Linked DNA regions of Homo sapiens: all the other regions are linked to region 1. The links are chromatin contacts, found by Hi-C or POLR2A ChIA-PET in ENCODE. All regions are on one chromosome and are shown on one strand. The core of a region is the stretch at or near the end of the contact, and the rest is flanking DNA. Distances in the headings are between cores, read along the strand shown. Region 1 holds the start of ZNF608 (zinc finger protein 608). Region 2 has its middle 190 kb from the start of CSNK1G3. Region 3 has its middle 32 kb from the start of CEP120.

Evidence for each region. A loop is a pair of places that touch in the nucleus more often than their neighbours do. ChIA-PET counts read pairs that join two places held with the same protein, here RNA polymerase II (POLR2A). Pooled maps may share reads with other maps.
Region 2: a loop to region 1 is called in a map of endothelial cell of umbilical vein, with 12 times the contacts of the local background. The contact joins the enhancer-like site here to the promoter of ZNF608 in region 1. A Hi-C loop is called at or near these places in 3 of 168 maps with a recorded cell type or tissue (endometrial microvascular endothelial cells, endothelial cell of umbilical vein and sigmoid colon) and 6 of 50 pooled maps. POLR2A ChIA-PET finds 5 or more read pairs at or near these places in 1 of 52 experiments (activated CD8-positive, alpha-beta T cell).
Region 3: a loop to region 1 is called in a map with no recorded cell type, with 2.8 times the contacts of the local background. The contact joins the enhancer-like site here to the promoter of ZNF608 in region 1. A Hi-C loop is called at or near these places in 1 of 37 single-sample maps with no recorded cell type and 2 of 50 pooled maps. POLR2A ChIA-PET finds 5 or more read pairs at or near these places in 1 of 52 experiments (WTC11).

What each region holds. Positions count from the first base shown.
Region 1 is chr5:124,744,655-124,748,495 of GRCh38, forward strand. ZNF608 (zinc finger protein 608) reads right to left here and starts at 1,985. Exons shown (of 10, transcript NM_020747.3): 1 at 1,541-1,985; 2 at 1-518. The coding sequence starts at 335. RefSeq lists enhancers at 1-277, 117-186, 2,226-3,224, 2,918-3,097, 3,225-3,841.
Region 2 is chr5:123,698,438-123,702,811 of GRCh38, forward strand. No RefSeq gene overlaps it. Among named protein-coding and RNA genes, the nearest start is that of CSNK1G3, 190 kb to the left of the region's middle. Within about 2 kb of position 2,319, at least 5 of the 41 ENCODE cell types and tissues checked have a DNase peak (open chromatin) inside an H3K27ac peak, as active enhancers do; they include endothelial cell of umbilical vein, where a contact is called at or near this core.
Region 3 is chr5:123,453,246-123,457,473 of GRCh38, forward strand. No RefSeq gene overlaps it. Among named protein-coding and RNA genes, the nearest start is that of CEP120, 32 kb to the left of the region's middle. Within about 2 kb of position 1,431, at least 3 of the 41 ENCODE cell types and tissues checked have a DNase peak (open chromatin) inside an H3K27ac peak, as active enhancers do.

The sequences.
Region 1 (3,841 bases), core at 735-3,234:
GAAGTTTTACTCCTTTTCACTTTTGATTTGCTGGTCTCTTTGTGTGAATTCCCCTGGGGAGCAGAGGCCTGAACAGAAGCAAATTTTAGGCCATCAGCTAAGGCTGCGGTAGCACCAGCCCCACTGGAGGCCGGACCTCCACAATCCTTGGAGTTGCTGCTACTAGTGGTGGTGGTGGAATTATTCATCTCAAATTTCTGTCTGTCCTTCTCCAAATCAGCGTCCAAATCAATTATTAAATTTCCAACCCCGATTTCCCAATCATCGCCACTGTCATAAGTATCAACTGTATTTGGATCCACACCTTTTCCTGCAGTAGAAATGTTCACTGACATCCTGAAGATGAGCTCTCTAGAATAAAAATCCGATGAACTTTTCTTTGGAGATGAGGGGACATTCGTTTATCTCCGCTGGGCTTTCTCTCAAAGAAAAAAAAAATCTTCTAATCTTCCTCTTCTTTTTCCTGCCCCACGAATGTGTCCAGGGATTTTACACCCTCAGTCCAGGTCCACCTTTTCCTGTGAAGGGGGGGGGAAAAGTCGAATATTTCTTGTCTGGGTGTTACCAGAATAAAAAACGATTAGTATTGGGGAATCAGTAAAGGGGACAGGGAAGGATGGAGAGTAAGGTGGCTCATGTATTGTCCTCACAGTCCAATATCAGGTTTAAAGGAAAATAACCAAACCCGAAAAATAAACCTATGACAGTAAGCATCTTACGGTAGCTAAAAAGAAAATCCCTTTATCAACAACACAAGGATAATCACCTTTTTAAAAGCATTAAATTATCTTAAGGATCTGATTCAAGTCCAGAAAGGTTTTTGTGTTCTTTTTTAAAGTTTAGGATTTCAGTCTGGCACATGTGATATCTCAACCCCAGAAACACAGCCTGAACACTCAGACAAGAAGGAAGAACACAGCTTTAAACATCCCTAAACATGTCCTAGATCTTGCAATTTAGAAGACCAGACCCTGGAAGTTCTGAGGCTAGTTTTCAGAATAGAATGTTGCTAAATTTTCCTTATTTCTAATTTAGGTTTCAGTACTTCTTTTTACAAATTGTCTGGGCAATCTGTTTTTTGTTCCTAGTAAGGAACAGAAAAAACAACCAATAACTGCCCCCAACACACACACATACCTCCCTCCTATCCTCTTTTCCCAAACAGCTTCTACAATTTCTTTTTTGAAATATGCATGTCTTTTAAGAGCATTTCTCTCTAGAAAAGACAGTGTTATATAAAAAGTTAAATACCTGCCTTTTGAGAAAAAAATACATTTAAACAATTCTACCATATTCCTAGGTCAGAGAATTGCTCACTCTCTTAAATACGGTGCTACTGACTGTACAGAAAACTGATTAAGACATACACTTTAAGTGATCTGCGCCAAGGTGGCCTCAATGACCGCAAATGAGTGTGTTTGACAAAGAGCAGTTAAAACGGTTTTTAAAGGGATCAGCCCCTTTTTAACAGTTGATTGTCAAGAAAAAAATAAATAAATATACATACACACACACATACACACACACAGACATTGCTTACCTTTTAATCCTTTATCATTTTTTAATTAGGCCAGCAAATCAAAATGCCTTTCCCACTCCACTCGGCAAACAAGCCTGTGCCTCATTTTACTTAAACACCAAATGATCAAGAAGGAAGAAACCAAATAACACATCTCAGCCAGAATAATCACTCGATAACATTATTCCACCTCCCCACCCCCCTTTTGGCAAACGAATCAGTCCTTTTCTCCTTAAAAAAAATGTGTCACTGTACAGCTGGAAAATAATGTTTCACATTCACAACAGAAGCACCAAAGGTTTTTTTTTCCTCTTAACAAGCATCGAGAATAATAGTTTTTTAAAAAACAGAGAGTTTAGAGAAAAAAGTTTTCCCAACTTCTCATTCCGCCTTCAGTTCCAGACTTCAGAGTCACCGTGATCAGTAATGATCCCATGTAGCAAACCTACAGGCGTCCGCTAGTAACGAGACAGAATGTGCTAACATCGGGATAAATTAGTGAAAGGGAAGAAAGAATAAGAAGAAAGGACTGAAAATCTGGGCTGGATTCCGCCTGTTAGTCGGGAAGTGGCATTTTTCCGCCCGTCCTGACAGATTTGATTTCTTGAACTAACTTAAGAGAAAAGGAGGGGGGGAGTAGAGGGAGGAGGAGGAGAAGAAAGGGTGGGATGAGAAACTGGGCAAGAGGAGAAAAAGAAAGGTGTGGAGGAGGAGACAGCAGATGATTCAGTGAGCTGATAAACCAGTTATAACAGCATTCGCTCGGGGCGGGGGGCGGGGGGCTTGGGGCGGTGGGGTGGGGAAAATAACGGCGTTTAAAATGGGCTCAGTCTTCGAAACCTAAAGGATGTGATGTTTTCCTGTCTTATGTTGTTTTAAGAAAAAGGAACTGAGTTCCTAGTATAGCTCCCGAGGGGAGTGGAATCCTCTGTCGCTCAGGTCAGCCAGTCATGTGGTAATTCGATAATTAGAGTCAAAATAAGGTTTTTGTTTTCTTTTTTTTTTTTTTTAAGGCGACCCTTTTCGGGAGTTTTTCCCTCTTATACTCGCAGCAAACGGTGTGTCTCCCTTTTATTTATTTTTTCTCTCCTCTCCCTTCGCCCAGCCCCTCCTGTGTTTAGTCAGATGGCCCCGGAGCTTGGCTTAGTATTTTTAATTAGCTGGCGTTTGGAAGCTAAAAGCAGTAATGAATTGTTGATGGATTGGAAGTGGAGAGTCGCTTTGCTGGAAATGTCGGGGCTGGGAGAGGGGGATGGGCGAGTTAGTAACAACCAACCATCTAAAAGGAGCGATTTTGTTACAGTGCAAGCCTTTCACATCACGTGAGGATCAAGGGCTCAATTGGTTGTCGTGAGAACAAAAATGGTGACAAGCGTATCAAGAAAATACTGATCTGGTCTTTAAAAAAAAAAAAGCTGAAAGTCTCTCCCCTCCCCCTGCACACACTCCCCCAACCTCCTCCCCCCGCCCCCCCGCAGTGGGCGAAGCTACAAGTTATGAATGTGAAACATTTCTCGGAGATCTAGGATCTCCGAAGTTCGGAAGGAGCGAAATGTAATGAGCACAAGAGCAAAGCAGATGTTTTAAAGAAACACTTTATAAACCTTTCCTCAACTTATCTCCAATTTGTCGGCTTTCCCAAGGGGCCAGGGACGGGGACGCCTGGGGGAGGGAGAAGGGTATCTCCGAGCTACTTGGATTTTAGGGACCCCCACTTCATGTATTAAACAAAGAAAAACCTTTTGCTTGCTCCCCAGCCTGGTCCTGTAATAAATACACCATTGTTACTATTTGTGGGTTTGTTTGGGTTGGGTGGGGCTTTTATTTTTTCTCTTAATGGTATTTTTGTTGCTTGCTTTTTTAAGGAGATGGCGAATGGTAATTATAACCATTACATGTAATGAGTGACTATTCCCTTGTTTAATATTAAATTATCGGGCACTGGGATCTGACAGGAGACAGAAATCGGCTTGTTCTGCCCTTGCCCCCATTTTCCTGGATCGCTTTGGGAGGGGGGTCTGCCCAGCTAGGACAGAAGAGGGAGGGAGTAAGGTGAGCTAGAGAATTGACACTGCAGACCAGGATATGCAACTGTGTCACTTTTATTCTCCTTTGGGTTAGAGCCCAAAAGCTAATTTCCTCTAAGTTACCCCGAGTGCCCAGTCAAGCTTAATTTGTGTGAAGTTACAAATGCTTCACCCTCCACTGAATAAAATTCACCCTTCTTGGGTTGTTGTTCTAAATGCAAAAGCCAAACCCTGTAACTAGTTCCTCATTTCTATGCATAAAACTCGCACATTCCCCTGCATGAAGTCCCCGCTA
Region 2 (4,374 bases), core at 1,069-3,568, 1.0 Mb before region 1:
TCACTCTGTTACCTGCAGTGATGTTCCGTGGTGTACCTGTTCCCTGAACATCCTGCGCTGGTATCCACCGAGGTGTGGTGCATGTTGGCAATTGGCTTTTGCCTCTAATTGCAAAAGCTCTGAACTTTGCAGCTACCTCCTCCTGACCTCATATATCTACCTGTTCACACCTCCCATAATATTTCTGCCCCCTCTAGTTGTTGTTGAAGGTGGGATACTAAGAATTCTTGATTGTTCTTTATATATAATTCTGGAGTGGAACCCTACATAGTTGTCTTGACACTCATCTGCCCTCAGCTATCACTTACTCCATCTCTCTCATGTTGAATACAGCATCACGTTAAATGTGGGAATTTTCTTATTTTATTTTATTTTATTTTACTTTAAGTTCTGGGATACATGTACAGAACGTGCAGGTTTGTTACAAAGATATGCGTGTGCCATGGTGGTTTGCTGCATCCATCAACCCATCATCTAGGCTTTAAGCCCTGCATGCATTAGGCATTTGTCCTAATGGTCTCCCTCCCCCTGCCCTCACCTCCCTGACAGGCCCCGGTGTGTGATATTCCCCTTCCTGTGTCCACGTGTTCTCACTGTTCATCTCCCACTTATGAGTGAGAACATGCAGTGTTTGGTTTTCTGTTCCTGTGTCAGTTTGCTGAGAATGATGGCTTCCAGCTTCACCCATATCCCTTCAAAGGACATGATATCATTCCTTTTTTATGGCTGCATAGTATTCCACAGTGTATATGTGCCATATTTTCTTTATCCAGTCCATCATTGATGGGCATTTGGGTTGGTTCCAAGTCTTTGATATTGTAAATAGTGCTGCAATAAACATACGTGTGCAAGTGTCTTTATAGTAGAATGATTTATAATCCTTTGGGTATATACCCAGTAATGGGACTGCTGGGTCAAATGGTATTTCTGGTTCTAGGTCCTTGAGGAATTGCCACACTATCTTCCACAATGGTTGAACTAATTTACACTCCCACCAACAGTGTAAAAGCATTCCTATTTCTCCATATCCTCACCAGCATCTGTTGTTTCCTGACTTTTTAATAATCACTATTCCAACTGGTGTGAGATGGTATCTCATTGTGGTTGTGATTTGCATTTCTCTAATGACCAGTGATGATGTGAGCCTTTTTTCTTGTGTTTCTGGGCCGCATAAATGTTTTCTTTTGAGAAGTGTCTGTTCATATCCACAGATGTGAGACTTTTCTAAAAGGGTTGCTGTCTGCCTAGGTTAGGAGAGAAGGGCACTAGCCTTACTATTTAGCAATTCAGGCCTCAGCTATCTGGCTGTCTCTCCCTCCACAAGTTTTTATTTTTCCTTCTGAGCTGTGAGTCAGGAACCTTGAGTCTGGATATTTTCTCTCTTGCCTTCTGCTCAGTCCTCCTCTTCTGGCCCCAGGAAAGGCTTACTGGGTCCAGTGTGGCACCATACTAAGGACTCGACCCTGGGTCCTTGATTATTACTGCAACAGAGAAATTAATATCTTCCATGGCTGTGCTCATCAACAGAAAGAAGCAGCACAAGCCGAGGCTCTGCCTCTGGCCTTCCAAATCACATGTGGGTGTGTCTACTTGGTAGAGACTGGGTCATGGAAGGAGCCCAAGCTATGCCAGTGCCTGGGAGCCCTAAGCTTTCCTGCCCTAATTGTCAGTGGAGTATATTCCAAAAGAGTTGGGCTGGAGTTGTAAGACAAACTCTACAATTGTTGCCACAGGGAGGAAAGTTAAAACATCTGTATATGCAGCATGGTTGGATAGAATTCTTATTGGAGGTTGAGGATGCAAGAAAGAGTAAGGTTTTAGAAAGCAGCTGCTATTTGCTCTCCTTTTAGTTTTTTTTTTTTTTTCTAAAAGGTGGCACTAATTAAATATTCATGAATATAACTTCTCCTTTGGACTACAGCAGGAGCAAATCTTACCCAAATTCAAATAGTGGAGATGACCTGGACCCTAATGAATAACTTTTACATTTATTTGCCTCAAACAGATGTTGATTAAGCAAAGTTTGATTCCACAAACATTTATGGTACATGTATTTAAGGCTCTCTGGTTGGTAATGAGAGGCTTTACGTTTCTTCAATTATTCTTATAAGGCCACTAGATTCTGCAGTCAGATAAGAAACTTATGGGAAAGAAACTATTATCAAAATTGCAGAGATGAGGAGGAAAAAAATAATACTCTAAGCAAATAGCATGTGTATAAGAGCTAACATAAGGGATTTGGCACGTTAGAGAGCAGGCAATGCTGCCATTCCAAGTTTCCATTGTTGTGCTTGTTGTGCTGTGTGAACTCCATGGTGATATCTCTTGAAGTCATCCCCACAATGACCCACAGCAGAAAGAGGAAATCTTTTCATTCTCTAGCATCTGACTCATGAAACTGAAATGTTATTGCCTTATTTGTGGCTCTCCTCTGCCAGGGAAGAGTCAGGCAGGTTCTTTGGGCTGTTTGCTTATGTCTAAATCGCCTGTTTTCTGGCACTTAGGAAAAACATTCTTTTGCTTCCGGTAACACTGGTCCTAAATGTATTTGCTCCACAACATGGTCGTCTTTGAGAAAGAGAGACTATTTGATTTGCTGAATGAAATGGCTGGGATGCTCATTGCATCTTGGCATACAGAGGCACATATTTTAATCCTGAATTATCCAGCCTCCTGAAACATAGCCATTGTGCCTGCCTGATCTATTTGATTCCACTCATATTAGTGCGGTTTTCTTGCACTTAGTTTATTCATCACTACATTGTAGAAAGGAGAGCGGAGAGATGATGCTGTTCAGTAAGGGAGGAACCAAACACAGATCTTAAGGGGATTATTCCATTCAGAACAGATTTTCAGGTCTAGTTGTTCTAAAAAAACAGTGGGGACAGTATACCATTTTAGAGGTACCATATGTAGTTTTCAATGGGCAGTCCCTCCACCCTGTGGCTGAAGCCCACTCTTTTTCTACGTGAGAGAGAATCTGAAATTTGGTGTCACAGATGACACCAGATGCATTCTTGCCCGTTGTAGGATTTTGCTACCTGTTTCTATCATCTTTATTTGTCACATGGGTTATTTTTGTGCCTGAAAATTCCCCATAAGACAAAGTTTTCCCATGTAGGAGAGATTCGCTGGTTTCGCCTCTTACGGATTTTGTGTTCTAGAAATCCTGGGAGTGGTTAACTTTTCTGTTTTGCTACTTTTTGCTTGTTCCTTGTGGTGCTGCTTTCCTGGTGCTTGAACTTCATGGTAGGTCTCTGGGTGTGTTTTACATCAGTGCCACATGATTTGAAGCCAAATCTGGCAAAGTCCAAGTAAGTGAAGAATTGGAGTTATAATCCCAACAATTCAGGAAGCAGAAAAATTGCCCTAATCTTTTAAAGTAAATACTTGGTTTCAAGGGGATGTGATTATTTTTGGTCAGTTTATACATTACTTTTTGCCTGTTTTACTTAAGAATCTCCAATTTAGGGGTTGACCCATACTCATTCTGACTTCTTGGCATCATGCACATGCCTAGAAATTCTCAATGGAATACATTTCTAAGGCATAGAGTGAAATGAAGTGTTAGAGATTGTGGGCTAGAAGAGCAGACTGAGTAATGTGTAATCAAAATTCAGAGTATCTATTAATCTCCAAGTGGACACAGACCTACTTAGTATATGCATGAATGCATGAGTTCAGTTTTCAGTATGATAATGGATTTAATGTGACTTGGATAAGAAATTTTTGCTTGGAGCCTTGGTTTTTCCACTCAAGATACTGATATACTCTGGGCTATTACATGAATATTCTGAGGATTAGTTCTTAAATGATATTTTACCTTCCCTGCATTCACAATTTGTATTACAGCTGAAAGCCAAATATAGCCAAGAGTTTGATAAACAACCAAATTAGGTAAGAGTACCTTACACTTTTCATAGGAATATCTTCCAGGTTCTCTCATGAGGGCTATCCACTACCACTTACAGGATGGCTTCTGTTTTCTAAGCTATAGTCCATTACGAGGTACAGATTTCCAGTTGGTAAAAGAGCCCCTGCATTCAGACATATTGGCCATAAAGGAATTCATAACAAGAGAAGGGGAGGAAAGGGACAAGAACAAGATTAGAAATGAATGTGAATTTAAGAAGCATACATGTCTGGGCTGATTTGGATTTCCCACAGATGTTAAGGGCATTATTTCATTCTTATATGAAGGTATGGAAATTGGTATTCATCATGATAGTTCCGAATCTACCAATAATATATCACATTATGTCTGATGTCTTTTGAATTAGAACATAAAATTTATTTTTGAAAGTTTGTCAACTTTTAAAGTAAAAATCAAAGGCTTTTGATACGCCAAGAGTTATACTGTCTATTATGTGGTAT
Region 3 (4,228 bases), core at 181-2,680, 1.3 Mb before region 1:
AAAGAGAAAACTTTCAATGCTAATTAATTTATCATAATATAAACAGTTTCTAATGTTTACTTAGATTTATAAGGGTTGGACGATGTTCCTGAAAGAAAATAGAAAGTCACATAGGTAACCTGATTGATCTCAGACCAGTGTGTTTAATACTGCAAGGCAGTATAGTAAAGGGGTAAAGAGAGAAGTCTGGGGTCAGATTGTCTGGGTGGGTCTGATTTTGGGCTCTATATTTATTACTGTGTCACCTTAGGTAAGTCATTTAACTTTTCTGCGTCTCAGTTTTATCATCTAAAAAAAAACCCTTAAGATAATAATAGTATCCAACTTAGAAAGGCGATGATTTAGGACTTGTAAGATGCTCAGAAGAAATGTTGTCTGTGGTCATTATTGCACATAGGCTAATATTGAGGGGAGAACACTGGTTCATTCCCCTGCCTGTGATTTCAGGAATTCTGCCCCACTTAAAGTCTTACCAATATATGTCTGGATTCCCCATTTAAGGTTTTCATGGGCTTACAAAAACTCAGATCCTGCCTAAGCTACCTGAGGGTACGTTTTACCTCCCCTGCTGCTGGTCCTGTGACAAGGCTAATGTCTAGCCACACCAGGGTGCCTCCCCTAGATGCTCCCAACATTGGATTTCCAGGAGTCTTACTGTACCAAAGCCAAGGTCTTTTCCACCCAGAAGGGAAGGGAATACTTAGCCTCCTGCCTCTTGATGCCACATTCTACTCCCTTGAGTGCTTTAGGGAATTTGCTTCGATGCTTCATGCCTACTACGCCTTTCTCTTTAAACTTCACGCTTGGGGCCCTGGCTATGAAACAGGGATACCTGAGGCACAAAACCTCCCTACCTCTCCCGTTTTTCAAAGAGCAACTCTCTGGCAAATGGACTCATGAAAGTCCTGCTTAAAAGTTCCTCAGACATGTTTGAATGGGCTTAAATCTTACTTTAGGCTCAGTCCAGGACTCTGATTCCCCTTTCCTGGTTACATAAAGATGCTAATAAAATCCTGAAACCCCCTTTAAGCAATCAGCAAACAGAATCTCCTCTTAGTTTTCCCTTTTGGGCAACTGTATATGCCTGCACTGTATTCAGTAAACATATTTCCTAAACAAAGTAAAGCTTTCCATATGCTTTTGTGATTTTAACACATTACTGATTGAGCACAGTAAAAGCCTGAAATGCATGCAGTGCTAGTAAGATAGTCCCATGGGTATCTACTTCCTTAAACAACTTTCCCTCAAAAGTACTAAATGTCTCCATAATATCAACTATTGATAAAGTTCTCAATTCAGTGTTATGTCAGTTGAGGCAACCCACTGATTTATATTTCCTAGAAGGCTTTTTCTTTGAGAGTTAGAATGGTAGACAGAAAAGGAAATTAATCTACATGAAACTCTAAGGGAAAAATGTAGGTTTACAAGTAGTGAGGAATGGCGAACTATTTTTTTTTTTTCTGCAGGACATTTCTGATGAGTCATGTTTATATGCACAAGTATGTATACCCACTGTTACTACAGGCATAGTAGAGATACAGTTGGCTGCAGGCTGTACACAATAATCTGAAGCCTGGCTGTAAACCTTCTCTTCACATTAATCTGCCACACACTCTGATGATTAGGAATCCCTGATCCACTAATAATCTTTTCTACTATGAATATATAGCTGAACAATTTGTGATTACAGTTGCTAATATATCCTGAAGTACATCTAACCTCCAGTTGATGTCCCATCTGGTGGTGTTTCCAGTTTTGTGAGCTTTATCTCTGAATCAACTTTAATAGAAAATAGTAAGGTCCTGAAGCACTAGTAGTCACTTGGTTCTGGAACCCTATTTATCTCTGCATTTCAATAATGGGCATTTTTATGTAATGCCAATGAGCAGGGAATGTTCACAGAATGCACTATGTAGGGATTCCCTAATATCTGCGTTGTAGCAGCATCTAACCATGTGCCATTCAAGCATATTGTAAGCAAAAGGGATGGATTAGCCCAGTGTGGAACAATTAGAAATGAGCCAGCTTGCCTGAAACAAAGGCTACGGAAAGAGATTAAGAGTAGAGACATCTGCTTACCATCAAGGGTAGACTATAAATAGCAGTAGCAGCCTGAAACCAGAAAGTGATATATATATATATATATATATATATAAATGGAAAGGTCTATTGTTCACATACAAACTTTCCAAAACCATCACGACTGCCCCATCATCATTATCACTAATATTCCTTTGCAAATATTTATATTTAATATGCATTGAAAAATCAGGTTGCTTGTTTTAACATAAAACCAGAGTGTGTGATATAGGATGGTATATATTATTTTCAAATTTTAAAAGGAAAAAGAAAGCTCATAAAGGAATTACCCCAGTTATTCAGAGAGTTCAAATGTTTCTGTTTTGGTTATCCATCCTCTCTGATACAGCTCACAGGGAAGCTTCAAGTAGTTAGGAACTAAAAGGTATAAACCAATATTCACCGAGTCTTCTGAAAACACCATGACTTGCAGTTTCACAATTTTAAGAGACAGCACCCTGCAATACCATACTGTGCTTGAACATATGCAAAGAAGGATAATTATAACCATTTTTCAGTCTTGTGCAACTAGAAGTGGAGATATTGCACCCGATCTGCAAACTTCATTATGAGGCCACTAGGGTGTCCATCACTGTCAAATTCCTATTGGCATTTCAATTAAAGAGGAAGGATGGGGAGAGGGAAAGGGAAGTGAAAGGAGGACAAATATTATTCCTAGAAAATAGGCTCAGATATTTGTACTTAATATTTTCTACATTTTGATTATTTGGCAAGTGCCATGGGAGAGAGTGATGTCCAACTTTGCTTGTCATTTATCTCAGCTTATCCTTTGTTCCCAGTCACAGACTCAACTGGAAGCACTGTGCAAATTACCCCATGATGCAAGCATGCACTTAAGCCAATGGGTTATTTTGTATTTGAAGATGTCCCACCAAATTAATAACTTATTATTTATTGAGGGTTTTTTTCCACCAAAGGTGTACTAGATTTTCACCTAATAATCTATATACACTTATTCAGTTCCTGCCTGTGACCAAAGGCCAATTTTTTTTTTTTATCAGGTGCTTACCCAGGGCATGGAGTACAATGTATGATCACGTGGACAGATATTCTCCATAAAGTAAGAGGAAAATCACATGGAGAGTGAATCTTTGACCTAAGACTCATAAATACAAAGCACTTGCCAACTGAACTAGTGGCTAAAGAGAAAGAAAGCATTTCCAATTAGGAAATAAACCTGGTTTCACAATACTGTCTATCAAATATTAAGGGATTCTCAGCACTTTTGTCCCAGGTCAAATAATTCTAAACTTTTATTCTTTACTCAGAAAGCTCTCATTTCCAGAGACTAAACAACCAAGCACATCTGTGAATCTTGATTAAATCCTTATTTTAAAAATTGTAAAGACATTTTTGGGATGATTGGAGAAATTTGAAAATGATTATATTAGGTAAATTAGTGTTATATTTTGGAATTACTATTATATGTGCAAATTACTGTTCTATTTCTTAGGGACCATAATGCTATTATAGTTTTATATGAAAATATCCCATCTTCTTAGAAATTACAGCTGAAATATTTAGAGGTGAAGTGTGATGTCTGTAACTTTCAAATGTATATACACACACACACAAAGGAACTATTGCAAATTATTAACAAGGTGGTGGGTTATTTATTTTGGTATTCTTTCAACCTTTCTATATGTTTTAAAATTTCCATAATAAACATTTTGGAACAGTAATTTCTCTTTCTCAAGTTAGGGCAGCTCAATGGAAACAAAAACCAAAAAAAGCCACCACTCCAGGCATTGCCAATGTTAATGGAGATGAGAACACCTCTCCTAAGTTACGTTGCAAAGAAAAATAAATTTGGATGATCAAGTGGGCTTCATCCCTGGGATGCAAAGCTGGTTCAATATACGCAAATCAATAAATGTAATCCAGCATATAAACAGAACCAAAGACAAAAACCACATGATTATCTCAATAGATGTAGAAAAGGCCTTTGACAAAATTCAACAACGCTTCATGCTAAAAACTCTCAATAAATTACGTATTGATGGGACATATCTCAAAATAATAAGAGCTATCTATGACAAACCCACAGCCAATATCATATTGAATGGGCAAAAACTGGAAGCATTCCCTTTGAAAACTGGCACAAGACAGGGATGCCCTCTCTCACCAC